Linked DNA regions of Mus musculus: all the other regions are linked to region 1. A link is a loop called in an ENCODE intact Hi-C map of the cell type or tissue named here. Cell type or tissue: left cerebral cortex. All regions are shown on one strand.

Region 1 (8,000 bases):
GGCCAAAGGCAGGCAGAACTCTGTTCCTGGCTAGCCTGATCTATGTGAGTTCCAAGCCTGCAAGACTGTCTCAAAAAAAATTAGAACTGTATCATGGGGTTACCTTCAGGCTATGTGTGCAGAGAGGATATGAAGCATCGGTGACTTGTTTGTTTGTTTGTTTGTTTGTTTGTTTGTTTTATGTGTATAAGAACCTGCCTCCTTTGTATGTATACCATAATATGTGCAGTGTCCATGCAGGCCAGAAAAGGGTGTCAGATCCCCTAGGACTGGAGTTATAGGCAGTTGTGAGCTTCCCTGTCTGGGTGCCAGGAACTGAACTCAGGTCCTCTGAAGAGCAATGTTTTAGTTACTTTTCATTGCTGTGACAAAACACTATAACCAAGGCAATTTATGAAAGAGTTGTATTGGAGCTTACACTTCCAGAGGATGAGTCTGTACCATCATGGCAGGGAGCATGGCAGTAAACAGGTATGGTGCTGAAGGGTGAAGAGCTTACATCCTTCTCCGAATGTGAGAGGAAAGAAAGGATTAACCGGCAAATGAATGGATTTTCAAAACCTTGAAGCCCAAGCCCAGGGACACACCTTCCTCCAACAAGGCCACGCCTCCTAATCCTTCTCAAGCAGTTCCATCCAAAGGAACTAAGAGTTAAAATACATAAGCTTACAGGGGCCATCTTCATTCAAACCCCACAAGCAGCATGTGCTCTTAACCCCTGATCCATCTCTCCAGCACCAGACCAGCAAATAGTTTTGAGTCCCATTCCCAAGGTACCTCATGACTCTAGACATCTCTCAAACTTTTATAATGTAAAATCTAAAATACCTTTGGTCACACACACTTCAAATAAGGATATCGAGTTTGAATTATTTCTGCTGCTTTTAGTATCCTCGGGGCTAAGTATTCTTACACCGACTGAATATATTTAGAGCTGCCTAGAAGGAAGTGAGTCATATAAAATGCAACACTGGTATTCTTGCAGCACCATGGGTAAGCTTCAGTTCCATTGCAGAAGCTCACTATTTACCCACCTTTACCATAATGAAGCATACGGTGACCCATGCAGACCCCTTGCATTCAGAAAACGCTCAAAAGACCTTTGCCAAACCAAAACTGCAGAAGCTGTTGCTTTGTTCCGCTGGCCTATGTACATTTCTTTTTAATTGATCAGAGAAAGATGAAACTGCCAAAAGAATTAGTCTATTGCTGCCTCTCTAACAGACTCTTCTCCTCATCGTCCCTGGCTTGTATTGGAACCAGATGGTAAAACCAAGACGGGAACACGCTTTGGTGTCCAGAAGGAGGCCGGTCTGGCCAAAGCACTGTCACTCCTGTCAGCAGCCAGAGTCAAAAGCATTTTTTGTAGTTAATCATCAGGAGTGCCTACTGGCTCCAGCAGCCACTCACGCAGTGTTTGTCAGCATGAAGGCTCCATCCACACCACAGATGACGCCATGTCGGCGAGAAATGTGTTTCAATATCCTTCAGCAGTGAGCTGAGCAAATTTTCATGGCTGACACCCAAAGCAACATGCAATTTAGTGCTGGACTTCTTTTTGACCAAATTCTGTGAATGCCGATGCCTCTCATTTCGAGAAACCAACCTCTCACTACAACTCTTCCCTGGAACATTCATTAAAACACAGGATGCAAAAGATTGCAGCAAATTAGCAAAATGTCTTTAAAGTAATTGAGACACACACACACAGGCACACTCTCACACAAACTCACACATGTACACATACACTCACACACACTCTCTCTCACACACATACACACACATATACACTCTCTCACACACTCTCACACAGCACATTTTCTCATGTACACACACACACACACACACACACACACACACACACACACACTTTAATTTCAAAATATGTAAAGCTAGTCTTAGACTCTGCAATTTCATGGATGAGAGCCTACCAGTAGAACTCTTGTCTACTTCAGTGGCAGCAATCAGCTGCATCAGTGAGAGGGTGAATATGAAAATAACAGAGGAAATGCACTGTGCTTTGGAGCTAAACTAGAGGCGTTTGGTGGACATATGAAAGGAAGACACCGAATAATAACAGTACAAAGTGTGTCACAGGGTGAGCTTATCAGGCCTTATACGTAGCTGATGGAGGCTATTCATTTCTTAAGTACTAGAGAGAAGCAAATCTGAGCATCTGAAGAGACACGTCCAAAAATGGCTCCTCCACTTTACAGTTGAGGATTGTCACCATATCAGAGCAGCTCGGATGAATATTTCATACGAAAGGTTTAAGTAAAGAAATTTTCAGGAGACACCTAGGACAGAAAAACCAAATTGCAATTCCATATTACAATATTGCAAGAAGATCTGACCTCTCTGTGTGGTACAATGGCACATGAGTAGCAAATGAAACAGGGCTCGGAGCACAATCCACACAAGTGTCAAGTTGTACCTGATAAACGAGTACAGAACCTGGAGCCCCATCGTGATGAGGCTATTCTGTTTTTCATGATACTTATTTTCCTAGTGCTTAAAATTCATAGTTTCTGCACAAAATAAAGTAAAGATGGCATTTGTTATACTAACCTCACTAGAGTCAGACTAGTGGAAGTTAAAAATCCCCGGTGACGTGTAGACTTATTTGCTTTGGGTTGGTAGCATCTGAAATATAATGATCGGTACCACGATCTCTTTTAAAAATGTCTCATAAACTGAGATGTGTGGGCTGCTGGGTTGGTTTAGTTTCCTCCTTATTGTTAATGGTAGCTTTTTTCCCTGTAAATAAACTTAGTTAGACTTAATGATCCTTATTGCCTTTTAATTTCGTGCAGAGAATATGTCATAATAAATAAAAGTGATATAGAATGCTTATAATTAGACAATAGTCAAAAATCCTCAATACTGTGGATAAGACTTAACATGTGCGATTTATAATGGGTAACAATTGAAAACCTCTAGAAAACAACCAGGCCGGTTCAGTTATATTTTTGCTTAAAAGGCTATTGTGTGTTGGCCCCTTTTCCCATGGTGAAGCTTAAGGTGGATAACATGCCATGATTTCAACACTGAACTCCACAGTAGAGAGAAGTAGCAGGAGGGAATGCACAGACTTCTTTCCCAAAACCCACTGCCTAACTTAAACGCCTTTTGATTGGCTTCTCATTTTCGTTCTCAACAAAAATGATTGGAAACAAGCTGCCTTAAACCCTTCACTTTAGCTGTTAACAGAGCCAATCAGAAAAAAAGACCGGTTTTGAACCTACCCAGTAAATAGGTTCAAACGTTTAAAGACATGGCTCTCAGTTGCCCTTTGCTAAAGAGATGCCTTCTTCAGTTCCTCGAGAAGAGGTTATTGGTTTTGCTTCCTGAAGCACCAAATGAATTTTAAACTGCTTTGTAATAATTAACATGTTCCAGAAAGAATCCCAGTGCTATGTTTTGATTCATTATCCCAAGAGCTACAGATGCTGTGGCGGAAGCTGCGTTCAGCTCAAGGAAAACACTTCTCAGGAAGGAGTTTTGGGGTGCTGGCCTCTGTTTTTGCTATATATTATGTAAAAAAAAGTGCTTGGAATCAACTGGAAATAATCCTACATTTAAACAAGACTCTCGTGTCAATTTTCCCCTCCCAATCATATTAAGAAGTCAGTAAAATATGAATTACATAAAACCAAGGGATTCATGTAGCCCTCACCTGTTACATAAGAAGCAGAACATTATGTAATGTGCCTTTTCTTACTAATTCTTCAAATTCTGAATGCTTTGTGTGACACCAAAGAACACTGAATAATGGTGTTTAAATATTTTTAACTGTTTGAATATGCACAGGGCATCTACACTAATATTGCAAGTAGTTTGGTGACATCTAGTGGCAATAAATGGTGACTTGCAGCCAGAAATGTTCAGATACCACAGCAAAGGAGGCTGCTGGAACCATGAGAATATAGGCAAGCAAAGAAGAGATTTCTTGCCTTCTTGAAAAATTACTTCACACTTATGGCAACTACTATAAAAATGTTGATTGTATAATGCAGAATCTTCATAAAGCATTTAGAATGAACACACATGCACACACACACACATACGAAAACTGTAACACTTCCACCTACAAGAAACGACCATTCATATTAAACATTTTCTCTTCCTCACTTTGTATGTTTTGATGATCTTTCCCACTAAGTATGGAAATTCCCAGTATATAACCTTATAGCCTGGTTTGTAACCATACAGCTGTTTTTGCATGCCGCTTGTGTAACAATGAGAGCTCTGAGAGGACTTGCACTTCACGGCTGGATGCCATACATCGACACGTCCATGGCTTCTGTGTGACAACCCAGGACGGAGCAAGAGCACAGTTGCAGAGAGGGTCTTTCACTGCAGCAGTTTTTAAAGTACTACGTTGTTCAGACACATGACAAATGTGTGCTTTGCATTTATTGCTGTGTTAGTGGAGCCTAAAGACATGAGAAATGATGGGCCTAGACCTTACCACAGACTCAAGCATTCTAAGAAGGAAGAAGGAAGTGTATTTTAAATCACAGAGCTATGAGCAGTGTAAAGCATCTTACACTGGGTGTAGTTAGAATTTCTAGTAAAAGGAGGAGCAGTCGATCCTTAAATGAGAGATAACAGCTGGGTGGGAGTTGAGAGTAAGCAAGAACCAAAGGTACGCTGGGCATGGTGGTGCACACCTTTAATCCCAGCACCCGGAAGGCAGAGGCAGGCGGATTTCTGAGTTCGAGGCCAGCCTGGTCTACAAAGTGAGTTCCAAGACAGCCAGGGCTACACAGAGAAACCCTGTCTCGAAACAGACAAAAAAAAAAAAAAAAAACCACGAAGGTACTTTGCTAGAAGCAAGCCTGAGCAAAGTCAAGAATGGACTGGCATGATGTGGGCTGGTATCCCCCAGGGAAAGCCACAGCAATGGCCCATGTGACTGGAAGAGGAACAGAAGTAGATGGTGGAGGCTTACCAGCATAGTTAGAATATGCACTGAACATTCCTTTTTAAGGACTGCAACGTGATTACGTTAGCATCCTATAAAGTCGTGCTGAGGAAGTATAGCGCACAAATAACAGAGACCAGCTAGTGGGCTGCCACAGCATTCAAAGAATGAGGATGAGGCCCGAACCCCTAAATACTAAAGTTAGACAGAAAGCCGGAGATCCACAAGCTAAGAGAAGACAGACTAAAAGACTCAAATGTGCTGGTCAGCAGAAAGGGCGTGCCAAGGGGCATGTGGGCCTAGGCTGACTATGACTAGAGGGAAATCAGACAATGATTAACTTTGGAGAAATGTATATGAATTTTAAACTGCACACTGACAATGTGGTTCAATGTTAACCCAGCTTTAGTGCTCTTATTAACATATAAATGTGTGTGTGTATGTGTGTGTGTGTGTGTGTGTGTGTGTGTGTGTGTGTGTGTGTATACATGCATACATATATGGTCAAGTTATTAGGGACTTTCTTTAGCAGATGGGTCAAAATTAGTACATCTTCACCACCCCAATGCCAAAGAATGCTGGTACTGTGGGTAGGATGGTTAACATCTCTAATTGGCCCCTGTACAATACCAGGACTTAGGGGGTAAAAGGAGTGCTCAAAGGGTTAGAGACATAATCAAAGAGACTCAAAGGAAAACTAATTTTAGCTGTCACTGAGGTTTGTCTGTATCGTGTCATTAAGAAGACTAAATGACCTGCTGAACTGTGATACTGAGAATGCATTGCTACTGTGGAGAACGGCAAGATGATAGACTCAAGCTGTCTGATGACTCTGTGCCTGTGCCTACATACATACAAAGTGCAGGGGAGAGCTTAGAGGGGCCTGGATCCCCTGAGCAGTGATCCTATGTGCTGTCAGCATCAGCATGCACCGCCCTTGGCATGTGCTACAGCTGCCACTGACAGCGAGCTCAGCTAGGGATGACTGCTTTACAGACATTATTATCTCATTGGAATTCTCCCGAAAAGTCTCTGAGTTTGACCCTTTGATGCTTATGCAAGTTTACATCATTTACCCAGAGCCACTCAACCCATCGGCAGAGAAGCTTAGATTCAAACCGTGCTCTCCAACTCTAAACCTCTTTCTCTCACCATGGCCCTCCCTCACTTTGGCTCTGTTCATTTTTTTTTAACATACCAGGTTCTGTTTTGTTGTTGTTTAATACTTTGCAATGAACCGTGCATGCCTCTAGCTAAGTTATTAATATCAACATAGCTTTTTCTTCATTCTTCAGGCTTGTGGTTCCACAATTGACTTTGTAGTATCTCTTGTTTTGCTTCAGAGCAGATAGAGCTGGTATGTGAGAGACAGGTGGCAGCCAGTTGCTATGGCAATTGCCTGTCATTAATGATAAAGGGTAATTACTGCAGCAAATTTCTGTTTAGCTTGAAAATCTGACTTGCCCCCTCCCCACAGGGGGCACAACCCTTTATCCCCTCTCTACTCACAATGGTCTATCATGTGCCTGGACCACTTAGCATCTCTGCTAAGAGCTAGTGAAGCCTGACTTCTTAAAAACAGAAGAAAGACTAGATGAGTCACGTCTGAAAACAGCTCAGAAAGATTCACATTTCCCACATTTATTGACTGTCTAAACGTGCTTTCCCTTAATTAAAATTTGCCAAAAATACTACAACCCCACACCTTACCCATCCATAGACCAAGTTCAATGATTTTTTGAATGACAACAAGGCTTAATTACTAGACGGTCACAATATAAGAACAAATGACGTTTTCTAACTGACTTACAGAGCTATATTTAATGTTATATCATATATTTAGTGTTATAAGTTTTCCCCAACTCAGCTAGCAGCCCTTCACATTTAGTGTGCCAGAGGCACTGTGAGTGGAGGCTTTCTGTAGGAGTTCAAAATGGGAAAATTTTACCCATGTTAGGTTAGAGACTATGATAAATAAATATTGTCAGAAAATAAATGGCAAAATGAAAACCCAGAAACTGCAAAACAGAATAAAATTAAACACCTGTGTTGTTCCTCGTCTCCTTCCACCCCTGGCATCCAAATATGTCTCCTTCAGCTTCTTCTCAACCATAGTTCATAATCACTTTGCATGCCAGTGAGGAATCCCCAGGCCCTGTTCTCACAAACAAGTAATGGCAGTCCTATTACATAATTATCTTTTTCTTTTTCAAGTCCTCTCTTACATTTGATATCCAAGATATGGAGAAATGGGTGAGATTTGAATCAGAGATAATGTACTGTTCTAAGAACATAGAGTGTGTGCTTTTCCTGGAGACCAGTGTGTCAACACATCTAAAATTCTATTCCCTGAGCTGGGCTTGCTAATCAAGGCTGTGTGTTGCTCTAAGTTTTTGCACGTGGCCATGGAGTACTAAAATGGAGGACATTTAAGAGACTTGGGGTTGTGTAACAAATGTGGGAAGGGGAAAGATATGGTTGTATGGTTCACACCCAGAGCCTGGAGTGTAAAGAGAACGCTTGTCACCTAGGAGCAAGGAAGCATTCGATTTTTTATCAAGGCGGGATAATGCTTTTTCGTCTTGAGAATCTTAAAGCAACAAAGAAAATGAGGGAGTGTGTGCAGAAAGTTGTAGCCAACTCTCTCTTGAGTTTCTGTTCTATGGGCTGGCATATTAGGAGCAAGAAGTCTGAAGAAGAGAGAAAATTGGAAAGAGAATGAATGGGGAAAGAAATGACAAGGACTTCGAGGTCTACAGACACAGCATTGCTACTGGATGTCACTAGACTCAAAAGTCAATGAGCTAGTCTCTTTTGCGGAGGGAAGCTCTGCCTGTTTTAGTCCCTGGTACATTTCAAGCCTCTGCAAGTGTGTTTGGAACATGGTAAACTTTAAGTCAATATTTGCTCAACATGTGAGTCACATCATTTTAAAGTTTTCTGCCACCTTAATACAAAATCTCATCGTCTTTGTTTAAATGTCTATAACCATAAAGGCTACCTGGGCCATAAATTACCACATAGATGGTAGCTGTACCAGTCAGGGCAAGCAAGACCAAACAAAACCAGATGA
Region 2 (8,000 bases), 130 kb before region 1:
TTCAATATATACAAAGAGCTCATGAAGCTGAACACCAAAAAATTCAAATAACCCCATTAAAAATGGGGTACACTCTCTTGGGCATATATCCAGAAGATGTTCCAACTGGTAATAAGGACACATGCTCCACTATTTTTATAGCAGCCTTATTTATAATAGCCAGAAGCTGGAAACAACCCAGATGTCCCTCAACAGAGGAATGGATACAGAAAATGTGGTACATTTACACAATGAAATACTACTCTGCTATTAAAAAGAATGAATTTATGAAATTCCTAGGCAAAAGGATGGACCTGGAGGGCATCATCCTGAGTGAGGTAACCCAATCACAAAAGAACTCACATGATATGTACTCACTGATAAATGGCTATATTAACCCAGAAACTTAGAATACCCAAGTTACAAGTTGCAAAACACATGAAACTCAAGAAGAAGGAAGACCAAAGTGTGGACACTTTGCCCCTTCTTAGAATTGGGAACAAAACACCCACGGAGGGAGTTACAGAGACAAAGTTTGGAGCTGAGATGAAAGGATAGGCCATCTAGAGACCGCCATACCCGGGATCCAGCCCATAATCAGCCTCCAAACGCTGACTCCATTGCATACACTAGCAAGATTTTGCTGAAAGGACCCTGATATAGCTGTCTCTGGTGAGGCTATGCAGGGGCCTGGCAAACACAGAAGTGGATGCTCACAGTCAGCTATTGGATGGAACACAGGGCCCTTAATGGAGGAGCTAGAGAAAGTACCCAAGGAGCTAAAGGGGTCTGCAACCCTGTAGGTGGGACAACAATATGAACTAACCAGTACCCCCCGGAGCTCGTGTCTCTAGCTGCATATGTAGCAGAAGACCATCATTGGGAAGAGAGGCCCCTTCATCTTGCAAACTTTATATGCCCCAGAACGCCAGGGCCAAGATGTGGGAGTGGGTGGGTACGGGAGTGGGGCGGGGAAGGGTATGGGGGACTTTTGGATAGCATTTGAAATGTAAATGAAGAAAATACCTAATTAAAAATATATTTTAAAAATGGGGTACAGAGCTAAACAAAGAATTCTCAACTGAGGAATATCAAAGGGCTGAGAAGCACTTGAAAAAAATGTTCAACGTCCTTAATCATCAGGGAAATGCAAATCAAAACAACCCTGAGATTTCACCTCACACCAGTCAGAATGGCTAGGTTCAAAAATTCAGGTGACAGCAGATTCTGGTGAGGATGTGGAGAAAGAGGAACACTCCTCCATTGCTGGTGGGATTGCAAGTTTGTACAACCACTCTGGAAATCAGTCTGGTGGTTCCTCAGAAAACTGGACATAGTACTACCGGCAGATCCAGCAATACCTCTCCTGGGCATATACCCAGAAGATGTCCCAACTGGTAAGAAGGACACATACTTCACTATGTTCATAGCAGCCCTATTTATAATAGCCAGAAGCTGGAAAGAACCCAGATGTCCCTCAACAGAGGAATGGATACAGAAAATGTGGTACATTTACATAATGGAGTACTACTGAGCTATTAAAAACAATGAATTTATGAAATTCTTAGGCAAATGGATGTATCTGGAGGATATCATCCTGAGTGAGGTAACCCAATCACAAAAGAAGTCACTTGATATGTGGGAAGCAGGTGTGGTTGCAGGCCCTGTGAAACCCACTTGTTTACTGCCTTGCCCGAGCATGCGCAGTGAGGCTGCATGTGTGGGCTGCCTGCCAGGCTGGACAGTTAGTTCCTCGTCATCCAGACCTGTCAGCCTATCTGTGAACAACCTAAGCTCATGCCTGGAGCGTGTGTGAATTCTGAATGGATGAGGTGGGTGGAGCTAGAAGGAGAGGAGTAGGCGCGAGTAGTGAGGTGAATTGCTGTTTAGCCCTTGCCCTAGGTAGAAGCCAGAAGTAGAATAGGAGTAGTTTAGCCCTTGCCCTAAGAAGAAGCTGCTGGGGAAGAGAGCTGTAAAAGAAAAAGTTGCTCCATGAATCCAACTTGGTGTCTGTGTCGTTTGTGTCGCCACCGGCTTGGAGGACGAACAACATTGATATGCACTCACTGATAAGTGGATATTAGCCCAGAAACCTAGAATACCCAAGATAAAATTTCCTAAACATAAGAAAATCAAGAAGAAGGAAGACCAACATGTGGATACTTCATTTCTCCCTAGAATAGGGAATAAAATACCCATGGAAGGAGTTACAGAGACAAAGTTTGGAGCTAAGACTAAAGGATGGACTATCCAGAGACTACCCCATCCGGGAGTCCACCCTATAATCAGCCACCAAACATAGACACTATTGCATATGCCAGCAAGATTTTGCTGACAGGACCCTGATATAGCTGTCTCCTGTGAGGCTATGCCAGTGCCTGGCAAACACGGAAGTGGATGCTCACAGTCATCTATAGGATGGAACACAGGGCCCCCAATGGAGGAGCTAGAAAAAGTACCCAAGGAGCTTAAGGGGTCTGCAATCCTATAGGTGGAACAACAATATGAACTAGCCAGTACTTCCAAGAGCTGGTGTCTCTAGCTGCATATATAGCAGAAGATGGCCTAGTCAGCCATCACTGGGAAGAGAGGCCCCTTCATCTTGCAAACTTTATATGCCCCAGTACAGGGGAACACCAGGGCCAAGAAGTGGGAGTGAGTGGGTAGGGGAGCAGGGTGGGGGAGGGTATAGGGAATTTTTGGGATAGCATTTGAAATGTAAATAAAGAAAATATCTAATAATTTTTTTTAAATTCAAGTTTTTCTAGAAATTCATTTATTAATCTATGACTAAAATTTATAACAAGCAAACAAAAACTCTCAGGCCTTTCAACGCTGACATTTGAGAAAATACTGGAATTTGCATAGCCGTGACAAGCCAGTGCTTCAGAAGAGAGGTTTAGTATTTTAACTAAAGATACAGCCAAGAAACATGTAGCCACAGTCACCCATGACCCCTACCCCAGTGTTGGGGTCGTAGCATCATGTCGTGTCTTTCTTTCTTTTGGGGGATCCCTGGGGATCTGTGCTGTACACAGTGTCCCTTAGAAAGAGCACATAAACCAGATGGTTGTGGCACGTGCTTTTACTCCCAGAACTTGCGAAGCAGAGACAGGTGGATCTCTGAGTCCGAGGGTACCCTGATCTACAAAGTGAGTTCCAGAGAAACCCTGTTTAAAAAAAGAAAAAAGAAAAGAGAAGAGAAAGCACACCTAAAATGAGTCTCCAAAGAATGCCAATAGCTAGTGGTATTGAATAGTAGATGATTAAGAGATGTTTCTAATCAAATCATATAAAGTGAGACCACCCACTTTGAATGTGGGCGACACCTTCAGGTGGCAGACCAGATAAAAAAGAAGGTGGAGGGCAGAAACTGCTTTCTGCTTATTTGCATTCACTCCTGCTAAGGCTCATCTATCCTGTTGTTGCTACACTCCTTCACTGATTTAGGAACAGCCTCTCCGGGCTTCCAATACCGACCAAAGACCTCATACCTCCTGGAATCCTCCAGCCCTTCGGCACCAGATTGGAACTACTAAGGCATCTAGCCTCACAGACTGCAGTACCAGGTTCTCAGCCTGTCCAGCATGAGGCAGTCATCGTTGAACTAGCCAGACCATTGAGCAAGCCAATCTAGTGTGTTTTTAATAAAGCCATCCTATTAGCGGTATGCCTCTAGAGAACTCTAACACACCAGCATCTCCCCCTCTTTGGCATTCTCACCCCTCCCGGTTGTCCCCTTTGTTTCCAAGATAGTTTTGTTTCTAACTGCACCTCATCTGTACATATGTGGCAAGATAAGATATAGGACCCACACATGATGGAAAACACAGTGTGTATCTTCCTGAGACTAAGTTAATTCACTTTATATGGTGAGAATGATTACACGGGTATTTTTGAAACTTTTTTTTTTTATTTTGCCACAGTGAGTAATCCCTCGAGACACTGATGTCCATGACTGAAGCGTTCCAGGCAGATCTGTGTTAGTCACTCGGGGGCTTCTGCACAGGTGTTTTCCCTTTATAGCCCTCTGGTCTTCTTTATTATGTGACATTTGACACAGGAAGCTCTTTTTTGGTTTTTGGATCCTTCACCTTTCTTTCACTGCTTCCAGAGTTTGATGGCTGTTGTGCCTCTGAGTGATCACTACTCCCGATCAGTTTCCATCTTGGGGCCCAGAGTGATTACGACACAGTATTTCGTCTCGAACTGAATGAGTTCTAAAACCCTTATGGCAATCAAAGGACCAGACACAGAGGGCATCCCTGCCGTAGCTACACCAACACCTTACAGAGAATGAGGAAGAGGCCAGGCCAAGGCGACACCTCTCCATATGCTTCCTCACCAAGGGCAATTTACTGAGGGCTCAACTGCCTTTCCGAACTAGAAGAGACTCGACAGAAAGCCTGTGTGTGCTTTCTCAGAGCATTGGCGTTTCCAAGCCATCCCTGCTTTGACATTTCACATTGACAAAGGAAAAGACTGGCCTAGCCGATGTAGCAAACAGGGACACTGCTACTTTTAAAGACCATGGACGTGTCCCCTCTATTTGAAAGTCAGTGGAGGAGATGTGTTTAGTCGAGCAGAAGAACATTACCATCAACAAACGGAGCTTGTCTACACCCAGAAGCTCGGCTGAACGCTGGGCAGGGCGCAAAAGGCTGAGCTGTCAGCAGATGGACTTGTCTGTGTCCTGCTGACTCAAGCTGACGGGGTTAATGCTCTATGCAGAAAATGCTCGCTCCTTGCCTCTTCCCATTCTTTCCCTCAAGGAGCAAGCAATCTGGGAAGTCAGGGAGCTCTGGGGCCGCCTGAGGAGCCAGAGGAGTTTCTGTCGGGGGAGCTCTCTGGCTTCTGAGGCAGTGTTGGAATTCTGAAGGGAAGCCGGAAATAGAAGGAAGGAATAATGAGGAGGAAGGGCGGACCTCCTCTTCCTTCTGTAACCACGAGAGAGCCCTGCTGTTGTCAGCTTCTCTTTTAAATCATCTCTTGCAAAATTCAATTTGAAGAAAAGAGTCTACTGGGTGTGTTTTTTCCCCCAGTACTTGTTTAACTACAACTTTATTCCTAAACATTTTGGTTGGAAATCAGCAAGTTATAAGCCTATTATAGAAATGAGCTGGGTTTTAACTTTTTTATTTTTTATTTTTAAAACCCCAAACTTTTATTTCAGAAATATTTGGCTGTAGAAATGAGTCAGACATCTCGTTTTAGCTGAGGCATTTTTGCCAAACAAAATGAAAAGAAAATATGAAAATCACTTCTCCGGGGAGAGAGAGAGATGTTGCTGCAAGGACTGCTTTGCTGTTGCTAGAAGCATTCCTTACAGACCTTAATACTACACACAAGGAGGGGCGTAACATACTAATTCCACTACAGTTTGTCTTTGCATTTAGAAATTTAGTCATGTCAGTGTTATATCTATAATTCTAGAGTTCAAGAAGTTAAGGCAGGGGAAATGTGAGTATAGGCCAGCCTGAGCTTAAAAGTGAGAACCAGGCCAACCTGCGCTACAAAATGAGACTCTGACTCTACCTTCGAATGAATGAATGAATGAATGAATGAATGAATGGAGTATTTTGTAAGTTAATCTTTAAGGGTCTCAGTTTACAGAGGAGGCAGACTTTCTATAGACAGAAACAAGGATCTCTAGAACCCTGGAGTTGACTGAGGTATGATATTGATAACTTATAGAATCCTGTAAAATGTATCCAGAGATACAAGAAGAAAAGAGGACTTTCACTACACAAGGTCTGCAACCTAGAAACCAGAGAAATCAGATGTGATGTGGCCATGCTCAGAGGCAGTCACTTCTTTAAACACATCCAGCTTCCGGAACTATGAGAAATAAATTTCCAGTTTCTACGAAAACTCAGTCTCGGGGAGTTTGTTACAGCGGCACAACCTAAGCACTTCACCCCATGATCTGTGTGTCTACATTGAAAGCATCATTGCTCTACTGGGTGCTTTCCGCTCCTGAGTATGGGAAAAGTACCTGACGTGTGTCATCCTCTTGGATGTTCCCACACGGTAGGTAAGGTAATCATCTCCCTCTAACAGGAGGGAGATAACTAACACACAGTACAGCCAAGTATTTCACGTCCTCCATCTTGAAATACACGAAGGCAGATCTAAATCCCAGTTCTAGATGGTTCTAAAATACAAACAATCCCAAATACTCGTAGAATTCTTCCTGAAAGCTAACATATCTTGTCCATTGCAGCCTTCATTATTTAAAAAGCATTTCAACTCACCTTTTGAAAGCGCCATTTCAGAACTAGTTTGTGAACCATGCAAAGAAAACTGTTCCCCTAAACCCATTGTATAGCATACAACATTTCAGATGACTTTTTAATTTTTTTACAGATCGGATTTACCCTCAGTAGATAAGTATTTGATATTCTTAATAATTTTAAAATAATATTCCCCTGATGTTAAAGTAACTATGAGATTTTAAAATTAAAAAAAAAACAATTCAATGTTATTAAATTCAGTGTGTGTTTTATTTCAGTGCTGATTTTGAAGGAACAACCAGCATTTCGGGGCAGAATCTCCATGCATTTCTTTTCTAACCCAGTATTTTTTTTAAAAAGGGTGTTATTCAGTGAGTCCTGATAATCAACCAGATCTCGGCTGCATTCCCACATGGTCACCACCCCAGGTGGATTCTGTTTCTGTCCTCATAAGCCTACTCATTGGAGAAAGTCAACTGTCAATGGACGGGAAGAAGATTAACCAGAAGGCGAATCTGGATCTCCCTTCAATGATGTCTGAGTCCTTCGGACATTGCCCAGAGCACCCCAGAGCACCCCAGTCTATCCTTTTCTCATAGATGGTGAACTTGACCCACATTCCCTCAGAAACCACAGCTCTCTCTCTCTCTCAGTATGTGCCTCCAGGTTTTTCTCCTAAAGAAAACTTCTCTAGGGGACCCAGAGAGCCTGTGTACCTGCAGCTATTGAGCATTCTGATGAAAATTAGTATAAATTTGAAATTCCAAAACAGTATCGGATATCACTTTTGAGCTAAAATCCAACTGCGTTGGGAAGAGATTGGCATTTAAACAGATGTCAGCAGTGTTTTGGGAAATGTAAATTGAGGTGCAGATGGTGACTGCTAGAAGTTAAGAGCATCTGTGTTCTATGGGGAAAAAAACTATATTTGTGAAAAAAAATTTTAAATAATAACTGAAATTCCCAACTTGATTTTGAAAGAAGACAAGAAAATATCCTCGTTGGATGGCACTGTTTGATAAGTTTCCCATCAAATCAAACAGGCTTGAATGTCTGCATCTTGTTTTTATCTTAGGCTAAAGATGAAGGCTTCACCCTAGCTCTTTTAGCAAACCCAACCTGGAACAAACACAGACTCCAGCAGGATTGCTACCAGCATTGGGGAAGAGTTTTGACACCTCTCTTCCCATCCAAGTTGACTCTCCATGTGAGCTCTAAGGAAACTATCAATTGTCTATAGCAACATCAGGGGCACTGAAGACACCAGCCCTTCACAGCCATGACACTAGGACATTTTTTTTATTTTAGTTTTTAAAATGAAGATAAAAATATAAATACCTACCCATGTAATATTGCTATAAATATTCAAGATACATGGAGCACACTTATAGTCAATGGTCAGTATTTTGTTTTTTAACTGCTAATAGTTTGTTTATACTGCCAAAACCTGACAAATACAGAGGTGGATGCTCGCAGCCAACCATTGAACTGAGCATCGGATCCCCGATGGAAGAGTTGGAGAAGGGATTGAAGGAGCTGAGGGGTTTTGCAGCCCCATGGAAAAAGCAACAGTGTCAACTAACCAGACCCCACGGAGCTCCCAGGGACTGGACCACCAACCAAAGAGTACACATGGAGGGACCCATGGCTCCAGCCACATATGTGGCAGAGGATGGCCTTGTTGGACATCAGTGGGAGGAGCGTCCCTTGGGCTTGATGGTGTAAGATGCCCCAGTGTAGGGAAATGCCAGGATGGGAAGATGGGAGTGGGTGGGTGGGGAGCACCTT
Region 3 (8,000 bases), 190 kb before region 1:
TGTTGATGTTTGCTCCCAGTATTTACAACCTAAGTAGCAGACACTTGGAGTATTTAAAAATGGCCTTTTAAGGGTCTGTTCTGACTTCTTTTCCTCTGATCACATGATCAAAAATGAGTATATATCATTATGGATGTCATTTTCTTAATTCTTCCTAGGGAAAAAAAAATAAGAGAAAATAATACAGAGCGTTTTCTTTTCTCAAACTATCAACTCAATGAGACGGCCATGATGGAACTGGAAACCTGGCCTTCTTAACACACCTCCTTCCATAATCTCCTGCCCATTCGGACACATTCCCTCCTAGTCATTACTCAATAGCACTCCTTCCGCCTCCGCCATAGCAGCACTTATCATACTAGAGAAGATGTGTCAAAGCAAAATAAAGGTAAATGACTGGAAATGAAAGATGCAAGCTGAGCTTGGCACACAGGCAATGCCAGCCAAGGAGGAGGAAGAGATCTCCGAACAGTGGTAGAAATTTTACTTAATGTGGTAGCAAATGTGAGTCTGTCATAATACATTAGATTTTTTTGAAACCTTATTAAACAGCTGATTTTTTTTTTTTTTTGAGACCTGGTATTCCTCCCCACCCCCACCCAGATTCTGATCTATCTAAAGCAGGCAAAAGGATGATTGAGTCAACAGTGTATCTTTCAGTTAATCCAACCCAGTTAAGTTTTTCCCTGTTACCATGTTCCATAAGGGCAACCCCACACTGGCAGTTTGTTGTTAATTACATTTGATGTGCAGTAACACAAGAGAGCTAATTAACTTGCATCATAAAAGCTTTATTTACTGTGACAAATTAAACAAACTCATAAAGTGTTCAGCCACAATGGATCTCAATTATCATGCAGTCCAAGTAATGTGCTACAAACATATTCTCGGGCCTCTCTCAGGTATCACTGCAGCCTTACAATCCTATGAACATTACAATTAAAAATGGGTCTTTTATTGAATAAAACTCAAGTCAACTGCCATTTGCTTTGCTTTCTTTGTAAGTATAAACATGTGTGGGTATGTATGTGTTCTCTAAGGTACAGAAGCTAGATATGTTGGTCAAAATCCCCTTCCTTCCTTCCTTCCTTCCTTCTATCCTGATATCAAAACCTAGGTCTTCCATGTGTTAAGCACATGTTGAATAATTAAGCCATACCTCTAACCCGTATTTAATTTCCTAGCCCTTGCTTACTTCACAAGTCAATAGAAAAGTCTTAGACTTCTAATAAAGAAGTCTTATAAATCCAAAGAAGAAAAGGTAGATTCTAAAGTCTATATTCTGTATTCAACATAGCTTTCTAAAACCAAGCATGCCAAATTCTCCTAGGCAGTATAGAGTCCTTACAAATACATTTCAGCTCTGGGAAAACTCAACTGCTAGAAGTATACAGCAGCACCTTCCATTGATAGTAGAATGAGAAAATAAGGTTTGTCTATCAGTAGAATTCAGTAACCCATCTGAATGTCTTTGGAGTAAGATCTTCTGTTGTTTTGGAAAACACTAGTCATTCATCGCACCATTCTTTACAGAATAGGGCCTGGGATTAATTTATCTGCATACAGTATTTAGAAAAATATTTAAGCTACTGAGACACTATTTCCTACTTTCAAAATATAAATAGCATGTAAAACAGCCACTGTGGATTAGGGTAAAGTTGTATATTGTGGTTGTCTTCATGAACATTTGTTGAAAGTCTCAGTACTAGAACACAATGTTTTCAGGCCAATAACCAACAAAGAAGAAGAGCATTTTAGCGGGCAGTGTCCTTCTCTACATGACAGCTTGGCCATACCTGTATTTCAGGAGTAGGTTTGTGAGAAGAAGCACTGAGAAATGAGGGGGAAATTAGGTGACTATTTTTTTGTTTAAATAATCTCACTGATATTTTTGATCTTAGCCACCCTTGTAGAATCCTCCAAAACAAATAAAGGTGTAAATGTTGCCTAAGAGCTGATTTTCACTGGGAAAAACAAAAAACAAAAAAACAAAAAAAACAAAAAACCCTGAGCTTGGCAAGAAAGGGTCTCTACAAAATCAATCCAGAGACCACATTTGGTCCTTTTCTGTTTAAGCATCCAAGAAATGGCTGGCATGTTTGTCACCTTCAAGGAAATGGCTGGTGTGTCACCTTCAAGACAGGGTGCCCCAGCTGCCCACTTCTTGTCTGTTGACATTTATGAATTATCTGAAAGTCTGTAGTTAAGATTTTGAGTCATTCTGTCCCTAAAAGATGTTGTCCTCTTTCTACCTAACTGGTGTTTTTGTCTTCTGGACAGACATCGAGCTCCTATGAAAAGAAGCTCACCAATAAAGCCTTGTTTTTGACAATAGGTCACAGCAGGGGCTGGGAAAGAAATCACAGTAGGAAAGGCAGCTGAGTGTGGGCATAACAAAATGCCCTTTATTTACAGCAGCACAGCCTATAATATGCAATTTCAACGCCGAGCTCCACCAGAGCAAGTTGAACAGACCGCTGGTTCTCTAATGAAAACTTTGAATGATTCCAAAGGTCTAGGGCCCTTTGCACTGGGTGACCATTATGTACTAAGAAGGCAGTGTGAGTATTCCACCTTAGAATATTCATAGAAACCAATTCCACCCTTCCGCCTCTGCCACCACGTCCTGGCCAGGACATGACAGCTCACAACCCTCACATCAGTCTCCTGAAAGAAAGGATGACAGAAGGCAGAACAATCTTGTTTTCATTTCCTGACCTCTTTGTAAACTGCATCTCGCTTAAACATCTCCCACAGACCTACACTTCATGGGCAGAATCTGTTTGTCTCCCCATCCCTGGGACAATTAGGAGATAACGTGAAAACAAAGACTGAAAACAGAAATAAGATCTTAAATAAATCACTTATACAAATGAAGAGATACAACTAGCCATACCGAAAATCTTCCTGCCTAGTTTACATGCAACAATCCCGTCATTCACTATTCGCATCAGGAAAGAGAGGCACATAAGAGGCTGACCGATTTATTACAAACAGGCCTTTTTATGCTAGCCTGATTGCAGAGATGTTACTATAACTGAGAATTCTGAAGAGGACATTAAAATACAGCTACAATGCCAAATGGAGTGGTTGAATTCTTACAGCTTTATTCAGTCTGAGCATGGCATTCCCTTCCTCGTGTGGAAGTCCATGGGTGGCCATTAAATCAAACTGAGCCTCTTACAAGCCTATTCATATTGACCAGAGTATGGTGGCTCATTTAGCCAATTCTGCAAGTGCATATTGCAGAGGGATGGAGGGGAGGTAAAGACCCTCTAACACTGCTCAGAGCTTCCTTGATTACAGTCCTCCCCGTGGGACTCAGGTGTTACTCAACCCCATCCCCATCGCGAATGTTAAGAAATTCCAAGCCCAGGGAATGACGACGACGGCACATTTCTTTCTGCTCACTTTGATTTGAACGGCAAAACTTCAAGAACATCCAATTCCCTCTGATTCTGCTTCTTAGCACAAGACTTGCTGTGAGTCTCTTGTGAGGATGCACGTTGCTGACTTATTGGGAAACTGAAGGAAAACGACAAATACTGGCTGCTACCCATGAGTTTATAAGGCTTTCCATCCTGGCTGAGGTGGCAGCTAGCAAGGCTTCCTTCCAAAATTCAAAGTTAGACAGTTCACTCTTCCTGAAACTTCCTTGTGGGTAGAAACTGAGATGTCCCCACTCTTAGTTTACAATTCTCCTAGAGTTATATTTTGCTCGACAACTCCACTGAAATGCATTTCTGATGAAGTCGTGGAGTAGAACAGGAGGTATTCAAGTTCAACCCAGAATAACGGCGAGGAACGGCACACAGGCCTTGCCTACAGCCATTTGGACCTTCTCTGAAGATTGTCAATGAATCTGTGATTCACCAACAACACCTTGACTTCATTAAATTGTAATGAATTGGGTATCAAATACGCTGTCCCAGAGAATGTTATTTATATTTGACTTTACCAAAAAAAAGGGGGGAGAGGGTGGGACTGTAACACTATAACAATAATTTTCTTATGAGGTTCTAGAACTGATTCTAAAAGCAGACAGAAAACCCACTTAAGGAAGAAGAAAAAAAAAAAAGTTCAGCACCCACACACATGTCTGCTTCTTTGTAAAATACTTATTTAATTTCGTATATGCTTATTAAAAGTTGGCCAGTAACCAAACTACAAAATATTTTACAACAAATAGCCCCCACTAGATCATCTGAGGCACCGATTTTAACACGTATTTTTACAGGATAGTCAAGCCTTCTGAGGCTGGGAGTGATATAAATTCCACTATAGTAAGGACACTCCATGTCACACTGGAACTGATACGAGGGATGAGGTACCATGTGTACGGACAGCATAGTATAGGGTGCTTAATTGTAGTGGCAAGCACACAGTCCTTGTGCTTCAGGCTCATCCCACTGCTAAATTACAGTGGTATTTCCCTTTATAGTGTTATGAAATAAACTGCAAGATCTCTAAGCACACACATTTTGTTTGGTTCCTAAATCAGACACATGTTTTCCCCATCCCAGCTCCCAAGAGCTGAGCACACAAAAGCATTCCATTCAGCAACAGGCAACTACAGTGTTCCCCTTTCAGGTCCTTGGAAGCTTTCAGAGCTCCATCCGGCTTTAAGCCTGTACGGCTCAGTCAGCGAGGTGTCCGCGAGCGCCTCCTTGTGGCGAGAAGGACGGAGCCTCCACTTACAGCAGCGCTCACTCCCACCCTGTGCAGCTGGCATCTGCCCAGGCCAGCCCAGAGGGCGGAGGAGAAAACACTCCTGCCTGGTGCTGCCCTGATAAATATCTGATGTCTTGGCTCTCCTGGAAATCCGAGACAGTCCATTCTCCTAAGAGGGGTAGGCACTATGGCCTTTAACTCAGCCTCTATTCTCCACCGAGGCCATGGCTCATTCCTATCCAAACTAAAGCTTGTTTGTACCATGACACTAATAAATGTGCCTGGATGTGGTTCCGACTTCCTAGCCGTCGGTGTTACTCAAATACAGAGTAATTATAACTGGATTCCTAGCTAGCGTTTTTTTTTTTTTTAAGTCTCCTATAACATTTAAATTAGACTAAATTCAGCTGTTTGAGTGCCCTCTGACAATGTATTTTCTCTCAGCTCGACGACTGTTTTATTGCTCCATACGCACTTGACCTAATCGACAACATCCTGCACTCTGAAATGTTTATACTGTTAAATGAATTTTTAATCTAACTTTTACAGCATTCAATTTCAGTTTCATCAGCCATCCACAGAGCAATATCTAATGTTTTAAAATAATCTAGACAGTTAAAAGGAGGGAGGGGGAGGGGGGAGAATCGCCGTGTTATGAAGCAAATGATTAATTAAAGCAAATTAGATTCTGGCAGCTCTTGCTATCATGGTGCATTCCCGACCAGACTAATAAATCTTCGTTGAGAATGCGCCTCCGTGAGGTTCAAGAGTCACCTGGGAAAGGACATTATTGACTAATACATTTTACTGTTAGTTTTATTTGTTCCTGCTTTATGGACTAATAACGAATATTTTTCAAACAGAGTGCATCCATGAGTCCGCTTCTGCTCCGTCTGTAAGGGTGGGTTCGAGGGAGGCTGAGAAGCTAGAAAAGTTCTTTCTATGTGACGGAAGTCAGTTATGGCAACTGAGACAGCTTAAGATGCCGGCAAACAGCAATAAGTCCGAGGACCACGGCACCACGCCAGCCTGCTGCAGCAGTGACTGGGGCAGATCTTGGGATTTCTCTGCACCCTGCAGCTCGGTGGGAGCCTCTCTCCTCTCCTGTTTGAGAGGTTTGTCTTCTCCCTGTCCTAATAGCTGGCATCTCCTCATTGGGGCAACTAACAGCTCTCTAAATCCAGCCAAATGCTGTTGCCATGCTCACTGCAGTCTTTGCTGTTTCTGAAGGCACAGAAGGGAGAAATTGACAGCCATTTCAAGAAAGGGTCCATACATGTGCCTTTGATTTAGGCTGCTCACAGTATTGCCATTTAAATCAACCTTTAATAATTTCTAATATCAACTGTTGCAGGGTTTGTTTTTTTCAAATTCATACTTGTGGTTGCCTAATCTGTATGTTTTAATATGTGTTTCCTGCAACTTTCCGTCTGCTGTACCCCTGGCTTGGATCCTTTCTGCCCAGATCTCAGCGAATGCCTGTGTAAACCTTAAGGGCTGTTCTCTGTGGCCTTCACTCACTGCATGTCACGCTGCCTAAAACCCATCAAGACAAGGCACAGACTTATTTGAAGTCTGTGGTGTTGTGACAGCGAGAAAACAGTTTTAAAACAATGGTGTGCATACCCAGAATACATTTATCTTGAGATTTATTAAATGAGGGGGAGGGAAGGCCATAAATCTCCAGAGTACATTTTTAGATTGCAATAAATAACCACACAGCATTAAATGTTTGTGCTGACTTTTAAACTGTGCCCCCAAGAATCTCCAAAATACAGCCAAGTGCATTAATATACCGGAGACCCTTCAGGCTTTCATGTGCACTGAAGCTCCACCTCCTGCCATCACTCGGCTAATTTTGATTACAGAGTAAATTGGCTATAGAAGGAAAAAAAAAACCCACAAATTTTAAATATATACAAATAAGTATTCTACTGTGTTCCTTTTAAGAGCAGATTGTGAAGTGAGCTACGATTACCCATCAAAGTGATTTCCTGGGCCCACCACCTCATCCCTCTCCCATCCTCCACCTCTGAGCACGTCTCTCTCTGGCTTGGGCTCCCTTTCAGCTTTCTGCAGCAGAGATTCCTGGTGCTGTGCAGAATGGAAAGCAGCCTGTGGCTCTGCTCAGCGTGCAGCTCATCCCCTGGCCACAAGCAGGGCTTTTGCAGACAGTTTAAAAAACGATCCGGTATTGCATGAGTTAAAAAAAATTCCCCCTGGAAAAGCTAATTATTGCATGCAGATACTTCTTTGTGTGATCAAGGAGGGGACAATTTAATAGGCTCTGTAATACAACCAAGAACAAAATTGCTTTAAAGGAAGTCTCTTGTTGAGTGACAACTCTGTTGCCTGAGCCAATTAGGTCCCAATAAAGAGTGTTGAATTGGCTCCTGCTTTCTCATTAATTATGTTCTGTCACAGACATGGGGCTTGATTTAGCAATTTTGTATTACATTAAGATACTGAAAGGCTGGGAACAAATGGCTCGCTCTGATAATAGGCATTCTCTCCACGGTGTGACATTTACTATCCAGCTGTCCGTAAGGCAGCCTAGCACTTCAGTTCAGGGGCTTATTTGTCATTGCTTCAAAGGGACACTCAGCTTTTCACAAAAAAAGAAACAGAGAGGCTAATAGATAGGACAAAATGTACCGCTGATAAGCTTTATTAGAGATGGGACGCTAGGGTTTTGCTAACAAGCTCATCCGTTGGGACTCAGCCGAGTTTGCTGCCAATCATCCTCCACACAAAGGCACACTAGTTAACAAGGAGAAATGAATTACAGACACTTATTCTGCCGGTGGGATCACAAATACACCAATCTGTGAAAGAGGCACAAACTCCAGAGACAAACTACATATTTGTCAATAACCTCCTAGAAAGAGCCCTAGTAATTCTTTGAAGACCTTTGATTTCGCATCCCTCTAAAATACATGTATAGGAAATGTTTTCGTTACCATGACATTCTTTCTTTGTTATTTGTACAAATTTTCATCACATTAGAAACAGAAAACCAAGGAGGTCTGCAAATGTTTTAGTGGGTCTCTAGACACTACTTTTCATATCCCCCCACAGGGAGCTCATGCGTTGGTTATTTCATTAAGGCCAACAGAAAATTAAATCTTTAAGCTTTAGGTTTGAGCTAAAATCCAGTACCACATTAAATAATCTATAATTCTGGATGTATTGTGTTTACAGAGTCCAAGAATAGGATTGGTTTCCAAGTGGAAACAGAGTACCTTTGGTCAAACAATTAGATGACATTTTAAGTTGAAAATATGCACACACACACACACATACACACACAGAGATACATATGTACAAAA

What was found. Peaks named below come from ENCODE experiments on the same cell type or tissue, not always from the same donor. Only the 100,000 strongest peaks of a DNase experiment are listed, where the experiment ranks them.
Region 2: a loop joins it to region 1, with 3 times the contacts of the local background. A loop is called at or near these places in 4 of 42 quality-filtered maps.
Region 3: a loop joins it to region 1, with 3 times the contacts of the local background. A loop is called at or near these places in 8 of 42 quality-filtered maps.

Annotation. Positions count from the first base shown.
Region 1 is chr12:51,184,584-51,192,583 of GRCm38, forward strand. No RefSeq gene overlaps it. Among named protein-coding and RNA genes, the nearest start is that of Gm34745, 32 kb to the left of the region's middle. In left cerebral cortex, a CTCF peak has its summit at 3,855 (motif pointing left); DNase peaks (open chromatin) are centred at 992, 1,354, 3,298, 3,439 and 4 more places; H3K27ac peaks cover 3,825 bases.
Region 2 is chr12:51,054,024-51,062,023 of GRCm38, forward strand. The region is part of intron 4 of 1700008C04Rik (RIKEN cDNA 1700008C04 gene); the gene reads left to right. Among named protein-coding and RNA genes, the nearest start is that of 1700008C04Rik, 53 kb to the left of the region's middle. In left cerebral cortex, no CTCF peak of the experiment used is centred here; DNase peaks (open chromatin) are centred at 4,845, 5,194 and 7,162; H3K27ac peaks cover 2,101 bases.
Region 3 is chr12:50,995,146-51,003,145 of GRCm38, forward strand. All of the region lies in intron 2 of Gm40421 (a long non-coding RNA gene), which reads right to left. Among named protein-coding and RNA genes, the nearest start is that of Gm40421, 5.8 kb to the right of the region's middle. In left cerebral cortex, a CTCF peak has its summit at 4,673 (motif pointing left); DNase peaks (open chromatin) are centred at 3,366, 3,599, 4,288, 4,662 and 4 more places; H3K27ac peaks cover 1,925 bases.